Regions from separate parts of the Homo sapiens genome. Here region 2 is linked to region 1. The links are chromatin contacts, found by POLR2A ChIA-PET in ENCODE. All regions are on one chromosome and are shown on one strand. Each heading gives the region's core, a stretch centred on a gene start or an enhancer-like site at or near the end of the contact. The rest is flanking DNA. Distances are from core to core; before and after follow the strand shown.

Region 1 (7,352 bases), core at 2,317-4,816:
AGCTGCAGTGAGCTATGATCATGCCACTGCATGCCAACCTCAGAGACAGAGTGAAATTGTCTCAAAAAATAGAAAAAAATTTAAAAAGGAATGCTGACTTGGCTCGTGTGATACACCACTGTACCGGGGCCCTGCCCTGCACTCTCACTCCTCTTGCAGGTCTCAGCTGAGATGTCAGGTGCTCCAGGACACCCCCACGCCTCCAGCCGGCATCCCAGAGCCCTCATCAGTGCTCACAGGGCCCCCCAGGCACCCACCATCCAGGGCCATAATCGTTCCCTTCCCCAGACTGCGAGCTCCACGAGGGCACAGCCGTGGCTGTCTCACAGCTACGTCCCCACACCCAGCACAGGCCCTAGGCCCTGCCAGGGGCTCAGTAAAAGCTGCTGAAAGGAAGATCAAGTCACCACAGTCCCAGAGGCGGGAAGACAACAGCCCTGTGTCCTCCCTCCCAGCTGGGCCCAGCAGAGAACGTCACAAGGGCCTCTGGGTGACCTCCTGCCCAACACCCCACGTCTCCGGCTCTCCCAGATGCCCTTCTATACAGGTGTTGCCATCTCACAGGTGAAACTGGGCCTCCAGGAAGCCAAGGGGCCTACCTGTCAGGCTGTTCCCACACGGCAGGATGGGCCTGACCATCCCAGCAGAGCATGGGTAGTGGCTAACAGCATGAACTCTGGAGCCCAGCTGTCTGGCTTCGATCCCGGCTCTCCTTACCGGCTGTGTGGCCGTGGGCAAGTGTATAACCACCCTTGCTTATCATATAATGACCATTCCTATCTTGTAGAGCTACTGTGAGGACCCACAAGTTCATGCACATAAATGATTGCAGCAGAAGTGTTTTTTTATTATTCCACAAGCCCGAACTGGACTGCACAGGCCCCAGCCCTCACAGCCACAGAGAATTCTCTGCGGCAGGTTTGTCGACTCACTATGCAGACTGTCTCAGGGTGCAGGCCAGCAAAGGGCCAGCTGAGGCAGGGCCCAGGGAGCTCGTGGAGGCCCCCAGAGGCACCTCGGATGTGGCCATCCTGGGCCTCCCCAGCCCCTCCTACCCCCACCCACCCCTTGCTGGTGGAGATGCTCTGGAGAGCGCCTTCTCCACGAGGGCACTCTCTGGAATCCCTGGCCACGGAGAGGACACGAGGGTCTAGCTTTGGAGAAAGGCTCCATTGCCAATCAAGACACACAGAGGTGTCCTCTTTTTCCCCTGGTCAGCGCCCAGGTACATGGCACCAAGGCTGCGTAGTGACCTTGCCACCAGCCCAAGGACAAGTCAGTGGGATCAGAGAAGCGGCTCCGGAGCAGGACCTGCCTCTGGCTGCTAGGGTTTGGAGACAGAAAGTCCTGGCTGCTCCCAGCAGCTGAGGGGCTGCCGCCAGCCCCTAGAGCACCTGAGGGCCTGGGCCTAGAGCACAGACAGAGCTGGGGTGCCTGCCAGGCACCCCATCCAAAAGCAACCTCGTCGAGGACCAGAAGGGAAGCTCCTGTGTGGATCCCTACAGAAGCCAGGGACAAGACTCGGGGGCCTGTAGCTGAGCTGGCCCAGGGAGCCCTCAGCCCTCACAACCCTCCTTCCTCGGCCTACTCCCCATCCCCCAGGGATCTGGCTTGGGAAGGGTATGGCCCAGTGGGGAAGTGGCAGGTGGGGCCTCGAGCTTGGAAGTCAAAAGCTGTGTGGCTGTGTGATGCTGACCGAGTACCTTCCCTGCTCTCCGAGGAAGATTCTGGGTTTTGTTCACTGCTGTATCTTCAGTGCCCAACAGTGCCCGACACATAATATACGCTAAATACACAATGTGCTTAGGAACTAACAATCCTATTTCTTCAACCATGACAGAGACCAGAACCCTGCCCTGCACAGGCACCGTGTATTAAAAGAGGAAGCAGTGGGGCTGGGCGTGGTGGCTTATGCCTGTAATCCTAGCATTTGGGGAGGCCAAGGTGGGAGGATTGCCTGAGCCCAGGCGTTCAAGACCCCATCCTGGGCAATATACAGGGAGCCCATCTCTGCCAAATACTTTAAAAATTAGCCGAGTGTGGTGATGGTGCACCTGTGGTCCCAGCTACTTGGGAGGCTGAGTGGGGAGGATCGCTTGAACCTGGGAGGTTGAGGCTACAGTGAGCCATGACTGTGCCACTGTACTCCAGCCTGAGCAACAGCAAGACCCTGTCTCAAAATAAACGAAAATAAATAAAATTAAAATTAAGTAAAGTTAAAATTAAATTAACAAAATAAATTAATAAGAAGCAGGTGTCCATCTGTGAACTGCCCCTGGCCTTGCCTCCCCCCAACCCAAGTAAGGGGCTCAGCCCAAAGTGGGAGGCCCAGGGAAGGTGTCCCGCTCTCCAGGGCTCAGCACCTGCTCCTCCCCACACTGGGGTGAAGCTCCAGGGATCCACCCCCCAACACACAGCACCCTGCCAGCCTCTGCTGCCCGTCAGCACTCTCACCGCCGCAAGCAGGCCAGGTGAGGGTAGGCAGGTGAGGAAGCCAGGGCGGAGCCACAGGGCCTTGCCCGCTGTCACACACCAAGCTGGGGGCAGAGCCCTTACGAGTGTGGACCCAGGGCAGGATGTCTCAGAACAACACCCTGCCAGAAACAGACACACCTGGAGAGGCCACGAACCCCCAGAGCTGGGGGGAGGCCAGTGTTCTGAAGGAGAACAAACACTTCGGGCAGCACGCCTCCGTCCCTTCTCCAGGTGAGAACTGGGTGCGTCCAAGATAAACAATTATTTTTTCATTTAAAGCCAATTCCTCATGGGCCTCCGCTGCCACTGTGTTGCCAGCTTCCAACTAACTAAAGGAAAGTCAGAAAATGCAATGAACCAAAAATCAAGAAAAGACCAATTCAGGTTTCCACTATCATATGCCTATCAATCACCTGTCCCATGACTCACAGCCTAGGTCACAATAACCACTCAATGCCTTCTCGCTCTGTGCCAGACACATCTCATTGATTCCTCCATCACCAGACCCTCCTCAAATGTTCTATCTGTTATTCCCATCTTCCAAAGGGAATCTCAGGAGGCAATGTGCCTGAGGTCACTGTGGGTAAAGGACAGGGCAGGAGGCCGGGTGCAGTGGCTCACACCTGTAATCCCAGCACTTTGGGAGGCTGAGGCAGGTGGATCACTTGAGCTCAGGAGTTCGAAACCAGCCTGGACAATATGGAAAACCCCATCTCTACCAAAAATATAACATTTAGCTGGGCATAGTAGCATGTGCCTGTGGTCGCAGATACTTGGGAAGCTGAGGTGGAGGATCAATGGAGCCTGGGAAGTCAAGGCTGCAGTGAGTCATGATGGCGCCACTGCACTCCAGCCTAGGTGACAGAGACCCTGTCTCAAAAAATAAATAAAAATTTTAAAAGGATAGGGAAGGACAGGAACCCAGATCCGTGCTTCCTTGGAACCTGCGCTACTATGAGTTATTTAGTGAAGTGTAAAAAATGAGGACACTTCAGCTGGCTCTAGGAGCCAGTCTGGGCTGGGCACCCAGGCTCCCCCCACTGCCCGCCGCCATCCCTGCCCCGCCCTGTGCTGTGCTCCAGCCCCACCCCTGGTTTCCAGATCAGCGAACACAGCGTCCAGATGAAGCCGGTGGATAAGGACTGGGAATTTCTGGCGTTCTTTCTGGCTGTGCTGCCTGGCTCTGTGCCTGCGGAGCTGCCTCGGTTTCTGCCCTAGAACAAGGAAGGTTCGTTCCTGCATTTGAACCAGACAGACTGGTTTCTCCTGGTTCCTGAGCCCCCAGCCCAGTCCCCCAAGAGAGACCCTGCTCGGAACAGGGCACCCAACACAGGCCTCGCTGTGGGCATCTCTCTGGGTTAATATATTTAACAAATGTCTATGGAGAAGGGGCCAAGAAAGATCTCACTGGCAAGGTGATGATAAGCAAAGACCCAGGGAGGTGAGGGAGGGGCAGGGAGGGTGCCACGTGGGTATCTGAGAACAGAACTCTATGCCTTCACCCCTGGGCCCTGCAGGTCTCTCTTGCTTACATGTTCGTCTGTCCCCGTGTTTCTCTGGAGGTGTCTACATGAATATCTAACTGTCTCTCTCCTACACACACAGGCAAACCACATCCTCCCCTCCTTCCCAGCTCTCTGAGGTCCCTGCCATGCCTCCCCAGACAGGTCCTGCAGATAAACAAAGGGAACTGTCTGGAAATCTCAAGGGCACAGGGCCTTTTTTTTTTTTTTTTTTTTTGCTTTTCTGAAAACCTGAATAATTTGGATTAGGAACTTTTTTTTACATATGAAGACTACAGTGTCAAAAACGACCTTTGCATCTTCAAAGAATTTCCAAACAATTGGGTAACGAAGAGATGTTTTTGTTAAAACCACCTGTGGCATCAGAGAGAAGATTCGTCACAAATGCCCAACCAAGAGGCACTCCTTGCTGCAGTGAAACCCTGTTATTACAGTTTCCCCAGAAGCTGCCAACACTGACAGCCAGACAGGCCAGGTTCCTGCAGGGTGCATGCCCTTCACTGACTCTGAGGGAAGTTTTTCCTCATCTCTTATTGTGGTTTGCAATGTGTTCCCCAAAATATGTTCAAGTTCTAACCCCTAGTACCTGGGAATGTGGCCTTATTTGAAAACAGGCTCTGGCCAGGCGCAGTGGCTCATACCTGTATTCCCAGCACTTTGGGAGCCTGAGGTGCATGATCAGTTAAGGACAGGAGTTTAAGACCAGCTTGGCCAATATGGAGAAACCCATCTCCAGTAAAAATACAAAAATTAGCCGGGCATGGTGGTGGGTGTCTGTAGTCCCAGCTACTCAGGAAGCTGAGGCAGAAGAATCACTTTGAACTCAGGAGGCAGAGGTTGCAGTGAACTGAGATTGCACCACTGCACTCCAGCCTGGGGGACAGAGTGGGACTCTGTCTCAGAAACAAAACAAAACAAAACAAAACAAGGCCTGGCATGGTGGATCATACCTGTAATCCCAGCACTTTGGGAGGCTGAGGCAGGTGGATCACCTAAGGTCAGGAGTTCAAGACCAGCCTGGCCAACGTGGTGAAACCCTGCCTCTACTAAAAATACAAAAAATTAGCCAGGCATGGTGGCATGTGCCTGTAATCCCAGCTACTTGGGAGAGGCAGGAGAATCGCTTGAACCTAGGAGACAGAGGTTGCAGTGAGCCGAGATCGCACCACTGCACTCCAGCCTGGGCAACAAGAGCGAAACTCCGTCTCAAAAAAAAAAAAAAAAGAAAGAAAGAAAGAAAAGAAAAGAAAATAGTGTTTGCAGACATGCTCGAGTTAAGGGGGGTTATACTGGATTGGGGGCATCTCTAATCCAATGACTGGTGTCCTTGCAAGAGAAATGTGGACACAGAGACCACAAGGGGAGACCATCGTGTGAAGACAGAGGCAGAGACGAGAGTGATGCATTTGTAAGCCAAGGCACACCAAGGCTTGCTGGTCACCACCAGAAGCCAGGAGGGGGACATGGGACAGACTCTCCCTCAGAGCCCCAGAAGAAAGCAACCCTGCCAACACTTTGATTTCAGTAACTGAGACAATATATTTCTGCCACCCAGTTTGTGGAACTTTGTTACGGCAGCCCCAGGAAATGAATAGGTTTTTCTCAGCTGCTCTCTGAATCTGTGGATGGGTGTCATGACCTTGTTCACCTGAGTGACACTGGCATTGGTTCTGTTGGAGGGGTGGCCTATCGACTCCTTGAATTCACGCTCTGGCCCTGCCAACTTAACTAGCTGTGTGACCTCAGGCAAGTGGCTTAGCCTCTCTGTGCCCTTGTCTTCATCTTCCTTCATCTTTGAAATGTATCTACCCCCTAGGGTGGTTTTGTTTTGTTTTGTTTTTGAGACAGGGTCTCACTTTGTCACCCAGGCTGGAGTGCAATGGCACTATTGCAGCTCACTGCAGCCTCGAACTCCTGGGCTCAAGTGATCCTCCCACCTCAGCCTCCCAAGTAGCTGGGACTACAGACATGCACCACCACTCCTAGCTATTTTTAATTTTTGTAGAGGTGGGGTCTCCCCATGTTGCCCAGGCTAGTCTAGAACTCCTAGGCTTAACTGATCCTCCTGCCTGGGCCCTAGGGTAGTTTTGAGCAAGGAACTTAGACCAGCAACCAGCATAGGCTTAATATTCAACATGGCCAGGTGTCATGATCACCCTGAGGGGTTAAGAACATGGGTTTTCAAGTCAGGCCCTGGGCCTACTTTCCTGCATTCGCCACGGTGTGTGAGGCTCCTCAGGAGGGTGAGGCCTCACTGAGAGAATGACAGTATCCACATTCAAGCACCAGGCACAGCCCAGGCAGAGATAAGGACCCACGTCAGTGCCAGCCCCACCCACCTGACAGATAAGGCGGTGGTGCTCCCACAGGAGGCCCCAGAAATCCAGCCCAGCCCTCAGATCTCCCTTGGAGCTGCACTCCCTCAGCTCCTCATAGGCTGAGGGGCCTTGGGCAGACCCCTTCACCCCCTGGCACAATGGAAGCAGGGAGGTTTGGCTTGCTGTTCTCTGAGATTTCCCGCAGAGGTCAACACTCCTGAACATGGGCCTCCTCCAGGGGCCCCAAAGGGAGGGGTTTGACCAACCCTATGGACTCTGAGCTGTCATGCAAAGATGGTCACCCCAACTCTTTTCACCCTCCTCACTTCCGGGGCAGCATCAGACCTTTGTGGGCTCACTGTGTGGCCTTGGGGGAGTCACCCAACCTTTCTGGTCTGTTTCCTCATCTGGCAAGTGAGGAAATTGGGGTACAGGGACCCTAGGGGGACACCTGCTCACCTCACAGGTGTGTCATGGAGATGAAACCATGTGAAAGAAAACATTAAAAGCCATAGCAGTCGTGAGCAGTCGTGAAGGCTATGAGACAGTCCGGGGCTGGGGGAGGGAAATCCCAGAGAGGGACGCCACGAGGCAGGAAGGCAGCCGGGGCCTAGAGGACACCAGGGCTCAAGCTCAGCAGCTGCCAGGGCTGGCAGGTCACAGGAATGACTACAGTGGGCCGGGGAGTCTCTGGAGTGGCTGCTGGGAATGCAGGCCTGGGGTGACCAAAGTTTCTAATTTTTCAAGAGACACTAGAAGTCTGGATTTTATATGGAAATCAGCTATTTATTTATTTATCTGATGGAGTCTCGCTTTGTTGCCCAGGCTGGAGTGCAGTGGCGCAATCTCGGCTCACTGCAACCTCTGCCTCCTGGGTTCAAGTCATTCTCCTGCCTCAGACTCCCAAATAGCTGGGATTACAGGTGCGTGCCACCACCATGCCCGGCTAATTTTTGTATTTTTGGTATAGACAGGGTTTCACCATGTTGCCCGGGCTGGTCTCAAACTCCTGACCTCAGATGATCCACCTGCCTTG
Region 2 (7,352 bases), core at 234-2,733, 270 kb after region 1:
TTGGCGATGCTTTCTTACTACCCACAGTTCCATAAACACAACATGTACACCCCGACCCTGATAACATCTGTGTCACGCACCCAGACACAGCCATACAGATCCAGGCTCTGGTTCCATGTACACCACTGACACCCCAGGAGATCCCTAGCAGCCTGTGCCTCTGTGACCCAGTCTCTCCGCCTGTGCAGTGAGCTGGCTGGCCTTGATGCCCATGTGCATTCACAAACATCTGTGCACACACAGACATGCAATCCCATGCACAGATGCAAAGACCCAGGGGCAGACACACATATGCTCAGATGGACGGACAGGCACACAACGACACGGGTGCATGGAGAGACATTTGCCTGTAGACACAGACACGCCTGAAGACACACATATGCCAGCACACTGACACACAGGTACAAGGACATGCAAGGAGACATGCTCATCCCCAAGTGAAGCAGACACACACACACACACACACACACACACACACACACAGAGGCAGACACACACACTCCTCCTTTTCCTGGCCTAGCTCCACATAGAGAAGCTCTTGGAAAAGAAAAACAATGTGAGAGCCTGTGGGGGGAGGGGAGGAGGAGGAGGAGGCAGGAAACCCGAATGCCAGCCGGCAGCTGTGCTGGGTATGGGGGCCCGGGCCCTGTCTGCTGGGCCCTTCTTGCAGCCGCTGAACTAGGAGCCTGGCAGGGAGGGGGCCACTGCCACATCCTCCCTGCCTCTGGGAGCTGCCAGGCCTGGCACAGGGCTTGGCCCAGAGAGGGCCACCGGCTTCTTCCAGGAATCCAAGCCTGTTGGGCAGGGCCAGGGCAGGCACCACCCAGGTCTCTAATGGCTTCCAGGCACCCATGCTAAAGGCAGAGATGGGGGCTCCAGACTCACCTCATTCTCCTTCCCAGCGGCCTGGCCAGGCCCCTCCTAGGGGCTGGGGGAGAAGGAAAGGGCACAGCAGGAGCACGGAAGTTTTGGAACAGCACTCCCACCTTTGCACTTCAGGCCCAGGGTCCCCTGGAGCGGGTGTGTGGGAAGGGGTGGGGGTCGGGGTCCTCAGGGGAGTTTTCTGGAGAAGCCCACCCCGCCCCCAGCACACCAGGAATCCTGCACTCCCACATAGACCCAAGGGCAGCCAGACCCTGCCTTGCAACGCCTCCCCCTACCCTGCCCCACTCATACAGCACAGCCCTGGGGACACACACTCACATACAGCCCCAGTAATGCACACATTCACACACACACCCCCAGGGACCCGCACTCACACACAGCCCCAGTAATGCACACACTCACACACACACCCCCAGGGACCTGCACTCACACACAGCCCCAGTAACGCGCACACTCACACATGGCCCCAGGGACCCGCACTCACACACAGCCCCAGTAACACTCACACTCACACATGGCCCGAGGGACCTGCACTCACACACAGCCCCAGTAACGTGCACACACACACATACAGCCCCGGTAATGCACAGACTCACACGCAGCCCCAGTAACGTGCACACTCACACACAGCCCTGGTAACGCACACACTCACTGAGGGGCAGCAGCAGCGCAGAGCATGGCTTACAGTCGTGGAGATGCCCCAGCTGCCCTGCCCGCCCCTTCCACCAGGCTCAATGCCCTCTTGCCATGGGGTGTCTATGTGCGTGGGGCGTGGCCTCCTGTTCCCTTGGCATACTGCCCCACCAAGGGGCAGGTCACGGTGGGACCGGCCACCACAGGCCCCGGGGAGCCTTTCCTACCCCACCCTTCGTTGTCCTGCCTCCCAACAGCCAGACAGGTCTATTACTGCTTTAAGTCTCTGGGTTTGTATTCCAAATGCCCATGTCCCAGACTCCAAAACCCCCACCCATCTTCAAGTTCAGCTGCCACCAACTCCAGGAAATGCCTTGATCTCCCCAACCCCACCCCCACCTGGGGACCACAGCCCTACAACCTCCCACAGCCAAGCCTGGCAAGCTGCCATCTCTCTTCTGGCAGTACAGGCTTCCCTCATCCAGATGGGACACTTGTGCCACTTAGAGCTTCCATCAGGGCTCCTGAACCCCAGCCCCACAGCTGTGCTCACTGGTAGCTCACTCCAGGACAGAAACAAGAATATTTTGAGCTGACACTTGCTGCAGGCTAGGCCCTCATCAGCCCTGCCCACAGAAAGTGACCCAGTGGTTCCTGTTGCTTGTGGACTTGTCTGGAATATCTCTCCTTCCTTCATCAGCAAACTCCTACACATCCTTCAAAACCCACCTCCAGTGTCCCCTCCCCTAGGAAGCCTTCTCTAACCTCTCTGCACAGAGTATGCTCCCAAAGCACCAGGCACCTCCGTGTTCTACAGCAAAGGCCTTACTTTGAAGTCCACGAGCGAGGGCATCAGCACAGGGCCCAGCATACAGCAGATGCGTGATGGATGGAAGGTACCCCTAAGAAGGTGGTACCACTCTTAGGGGTACCCTTGTGACCATGCAGAGTTTGGGAAGGTTGAGTCATCCTAAAGATCAGGAGTCAGTCGGTGGCCAGGCTCTGAGACAGGTAGGTATCTGAGCCTGTCTGGCCAGGGTTGGAATAAGAGGTCATCTCACGGCCAAGTCGGCTGTCCCACCTTTTACCTGGGGAAGCCTAATTGACCCACTGGGAACAGCGTTGTGTTTTGTCCTCAGCATGTTTGGATGGGTCTCTCCATATCAGTGAGAGGAATGAGCAATGCCAAGGCCTGGACAGGGGCCAGCTGAAGGGATGGGGAGCCCAGTGCCCCAACCCCTTCCCCGGCTCTGAAACCCTGTAGATCCTCCCAGAGCCTTTCAGGTAGGGCCCTGGGACAAGCCCATGGCCACAGGCCTGGCTGTGGACAGAAAGCAGAGCCCAGTGGGAAACCACAGAGGACAGCCTGATTGAATAAGTGCAGGGCCCAAGGCTGGTCAGCCCACAGACTGCGGGCACCTGTCCCTGTGACCTGCTGCCCAGGATCCAGCTGCAGGACCTCTGGGGGGAGCTGGCTGGCGGGAAAGGAAGGGATGGCGGCTAGGCCTCCAGGCTGGACCTAAGCCCAGGGGTAGGCACCCCTGGCCTATTCCCAGGTAGCCCCATCTTAGACTGAGGAGCCACAGAGACAGCCTGGATCATTGATTTGAACTCCTTTCTTTACATATGGACCAACTGAGGCCCAGAGGGACAGCTACGTGTCTGTGTCCACACCGCGGACCAGCAGCAAGGCCAGAGTAGGGAGCTGGTGATGGGATGCCTCCTCTTCTGGATCTTAGCCACCTGAGGGGCACAATGCCCCCGAGAGCACCTACACGATGGGGTCTGCAGGCACCAGGCCAAGTGGATACGCACAGCTGGAATGGTGGGGTGAACCTTCATGGGGACCCAGCCCCACCCCGACCCCAGCCCCACCCCTCTCGGCAACACCGTGAACTCTTCACTCTTGTACAGCAGACATCCCGCTAGTCCCAGCTCCATCACTGATATGCTGTGTGATATCTGCAAGTCCCTGCCCTCTCTGGGCCTCAGTTTCCTTACCTACAGGATGGGGAGAGGCACTAAAAAGATTCCTGAACGCTCTAACAGGTGGGCAGACCTCCCGAACCCAAACCAATCCAACCCCCACAAGAGCCCTGGGAGAGCGGGGGTGGGAAGGTGGACACCACCCCCACCTAAGGTACTGAAACTGAAGCCCCAGCCCTGCGTCGCCTTAGTCCTCACTTAGTCGACCCCTCCCAAGCCGCTGGCCCTGCGAACCGCCCCGCTCCACCTAGCGACGGGCGGAGGGTGGAGGGGGTTCCCGGCCCGCGCCGCGCGGTCCCGCCCACCCCACCGCATGGCCCCCATTGGCAGTCGCCGCGGCTCTGGGCAGGGCGCCGTGCTCTGATTGGCCAGCGCCGCCCGTCCATCCCGCATTCGCCATGGCGACCACGTTGGGTCCCCCGGGAGAGTCCCAAATTCCGTCCCCGCCCGCCGCCCCCTCCCGTCCGGCCCGGGCCGCGGCATTCCGGAGGCGCCTCCCCTCCCCCATCACCCCGCGGCCCCTCCCCACCGGAGACCTGGGGTTCCGGGGGCTGAGGGAGGCCGGGGAGGCGTCTAGAAAGTTCTGCTCTGAGTTCGGGGGTTGCCGCGGGCGCCCCGACTGTGTCTGCTCCTCCAGCACGCCCCACAACTTAACCCCTTCCTTCCCGCGGAAGGCGCGCGGCCTGGAGCAAGTTCCCGGGCCGCCTTGGCCTGCCGCCCCCCGGCCTGCCGCCCCCGCTCACCTCGGGCCGGGACTTGCGGGCTCCGTACGTCCCAGCCGCTGCGGCGGGGTAGAGCGGGCACCGTGCAGCTGCGACCGCCGCCGGAGGGGCCGAGGGAGGGCCGCGGAGTCTCCTCCTCCCTCCCGGGGGGAGGGGAAGCAGGGGGAGCGGCGGGGCCCCCGAAGCGGTCGCAGGCTGCGGCCCCGCTGTGACCCCGGCCCACCGAGCTGCTGGGGTGGGGGCTCCAGCCTAACTTCGGGGCGAGGGGTGCGGGCCGGGGCGGTGGGCTCTGCTGCAGAGCGGGCCGTACCCCAACGGAGGCCCCACCCCCGTGAGGGGCCGAGAGTTGCGGGGGGGCTCGGCTTTCTTGGTTCAGGTTTCCTCAGCGCCAACTACGTACTAGGCGCCCCCAGCAGAAACGGCCACCGCGGGTCCCAGCTCGGCACGTGGAGCGAGCTTACCAAGTCTTCACTGTTGTTACCTGCATTTTTCCCTGGGCCAGCTCTGCCACCGAGTGGAAGTGGGCCAACAAGTCTGTGCCCATCGGGCCTCAGTTTCTCTTTCTGTACAACAGAAGGGTTGACGAAAGCAACCTTGCGCTTGTTAAGAGGTGGGGGGCGCGGGGAGCACTCGGCCCGGCGGGCGGAGACTTTTCTCTGCATTGCGATGGTGGTTGGCAGGCCCTGGGGAATTACGGTACTTCGCCTTCGGGGACGCCCAGCTGTTTTGGGGCTTTCTCTCTATTGGGGGTAGGATGTTTGTGGTCTTGACTGGAAAGCCGGGACAGGCGTCTGGAGGACTCCCCACTACATCCTGTACCCTGGAAGGCCCCCGAGGTGAATCTATTTAAAAGAAGACCAACAATTCACCAAGATGGTGGGGAAAACCTGGCCTGATTGGGATTTTACCTAGAAAAAGAAGCTAAATATTACGAAGATAAATTAGTTTTACCCCGTGATTAACGGAGTTTAGATTATGATTGCAACCACGCACGCCTTAAAATGAACCAAGAATGAATCAGATGTTAACACTGGAAGTCTTGCTTTTTCTTGTAATAGTTGAGTATGTAGCATCCTTCCCTTCTGAACTGGTTTTTGCAGTAAGAGATTCATTTTTGCAAAAATATTTGAGAGCTTCCTCAAACTCAAGGATCACTCTGAATCCTTTGATAGTCCAGTGCCTTTTTTCGGGTCTGGGTCACTTCCCTTGCAGACGTTCCCTTTCTCTGTGGGCAGCGGCTGTTCCATTTCTCCTGCTTTGCTTCCACCAACTTCATGAAATCCCATACGTTGCAAGACTGGCAGTTTCACTTGTCGATTCATTTGCTTTGTATTTGTTATGCGTGGCTGAATGTTGAAAGCGTCTGTTCACCAGCCAGAGATAGATAGGAGATGTATGTGGGGTTTGAGTACTCAGAGGACAAGGGCATCCACATTTTACAGCTGAGGAAATGAAGGCTCAGAGAGGCTCTTGGCTCAGACTTGCACAAGGTCCTACAGCCAGTAACAGCCTTGGATCAAGAGCCCAGAGGTCTTGCCCAGAGTTTTTGGAGGTGGAAATGGGGCTGGGGAAGGTGGTGGAGACTGAGTTGATGGTGCACCTGAACTCCAGCTATAACCTCATCACTATCAGGCCTTCTCTCCTTAGGAAGAAGCAGTAAATATTGTCCTGAGGATGTCTTTTGCAGGGGCTAGGGTGGGGTGACGTGACCCACCCGATCGTAGAACCAAAGTAGGTGCTGGCCACAGGTTTTGGCAGCTCGCATGATGTTATCTTAGTTACCTAGGGGCTGGGTGTTATTACCACCCTCTCATAATGAGAAAAGTGAAGATCAGAAATGACTGGACTGGGCACGGCGGCTCACACTTGTAATCCCAGTGCTTTGGGAAGCCAAAGCGGGAGGATCGCCTGAGGCCGGGAGTTCAAGACCAGCGTGGGAACATAGGGACACTCTGTCTCTACAAAAAGATAAAAAGTTTAGACAGGTGTGATGGTACGCTCCTGTAGCCCCAGCTAACTTGGGAGGCAGAGGCCAGAGGATCGTCTCGAGTAACTGGCCCGGGGTCACCCTATGAGATGTCAGATCCCAGATCTGACTGTTTCAATTTTACCATAGTTCTCTTTCTAGAACAACACCCCCAGGCGCCTCTCTGAATGCAAGGCTAATCTGGCGTCAACCTCCCCAGTGGTCTCGGCAGGGTTTCTCTCTGGCAGCCTGTCCCACTCAGTTCAGGACAGTCAGGTTTTTGAGGCGTGTGTCAATATTTCCCACACTTCAGCAGTTCTGTTTTCCTGTATTACTGCCACCACTTTTTGCCACTAACACATGCCCTTATTTACCTAGCATTTTTCTTTAAATCATTTCACTTTGTAGGACCTACTTGTATCTTAAAGCCTATTTCATATAGCTAGGTAAATAGAAAATTTGTATAACTTGCCACAAATAGAAAAAGATCATAAAAATAAATAGTATGCAAATAAAACAACGTTAGTAAAGTCTAGCTAGAAACGTTCTCTTTGTTAAGAAGGGGCATCATTTCTACACCCATGTTGATTGTAGCATTATTCACAATAGCTGAAAGGTGGAAGTAACTGAAGTGTCCATCAACAGATGAATGAACAAAATGTAATATGTATTATACACATAGTGGAATGTGATTCAACCTTTAAAAGGAATGAGAGTCTGACACACTACAACACGGAGGAACCTTGAAGACGTCATGCTAAGTGAAATGAGCCAGTCACGCAAGGACAAAGACTGTATGATTCTACTAAGATGAGGCACTTAGAGTGGTCAAATTCAAGAGACAGAAAATAGAACGGTGATTGCTAAGGGCTTGGGGGAGTAGAGAACAGGAAGTTCTGTTTCATGGGTATGGAGTTTCAGTTTGAGAATATGAAAAATGTTTTGGACATGGGATGTGGTGATGTTTGCATGACAGTGTAAAGGTAGATAATGCCATTGCACTGTACCCCTTTTTTTTTTTTTTTTGAGACAGGGTCTCACTCTGTCACCCAGGCTGGAGTGCAATGGTTCGAACACAACTCTCTGCAGCCTCGACCTCCTGGGCTCAAGCGGTCCTCCCACCTCAGCCTCCTGAGTAGGTGGATCTACAGGGGCACGTT

What was found. ChIA-PET counts read pairs that join two places held with the same protein, here RNA polymerase II (POLR2A).
Region 2: POLR2A ChIA-PET joins it to region 1 with 11 read pairs in naive thymus-derived CD8-positive, alpha-beta T cell. The contact joins two enhancer-like sites. POLR2A ChIA-PET finds 5 or more read pairs at or near these places in 2 of 52 experiments (CD4-positive, alpha-beta T cell and naive thymus-derived CD8-positive, alpha-beta T cell).

The regions. Positions count from the first base shown.
Region 1 is chr16:57,262,670-57,270,021 of GRCh38, forward strand. The region is part of intron 1 of PLLP (plasmolipin); the gene reads right to left. Among named protein-coding and RNA genes, the nearest start is that of PLLP, 18 kb to the right of the region's middle. RefSeq lists enhancers at 1-715, 646-815, 716-1,485. Within about 2 kb of position 3,567, at least 18 of the 41 ENCODE cell types and tissues checked have a DNase peak (open chromatin) inside an H3K27ac peak, as active enhancers do.
Region 2 is chr16:57,532,253-57,539,604 of GRCh38, forward strand. CCDC102A (coiled-coil domain containing 102A) reads right to left here and starts at 4,319. Exons shown (of 9, transcript NM_033212.4): 1 at 4,248-4,319. It also overlaps a transcript of ADGRG5 not described here. RefSeq lists enhancers at 208-767, 768-1,326, 6,828-6,917, 7,168-7,217, 7,238-7,297 and a silencer at 3,612-4,561. Within about 2 kb of position 1,484, at least 11 of the 41 ENCODE cell types and tissues checked have a DNase peak (open chromatin) inside an H3K27ac peak, as active enhancers do.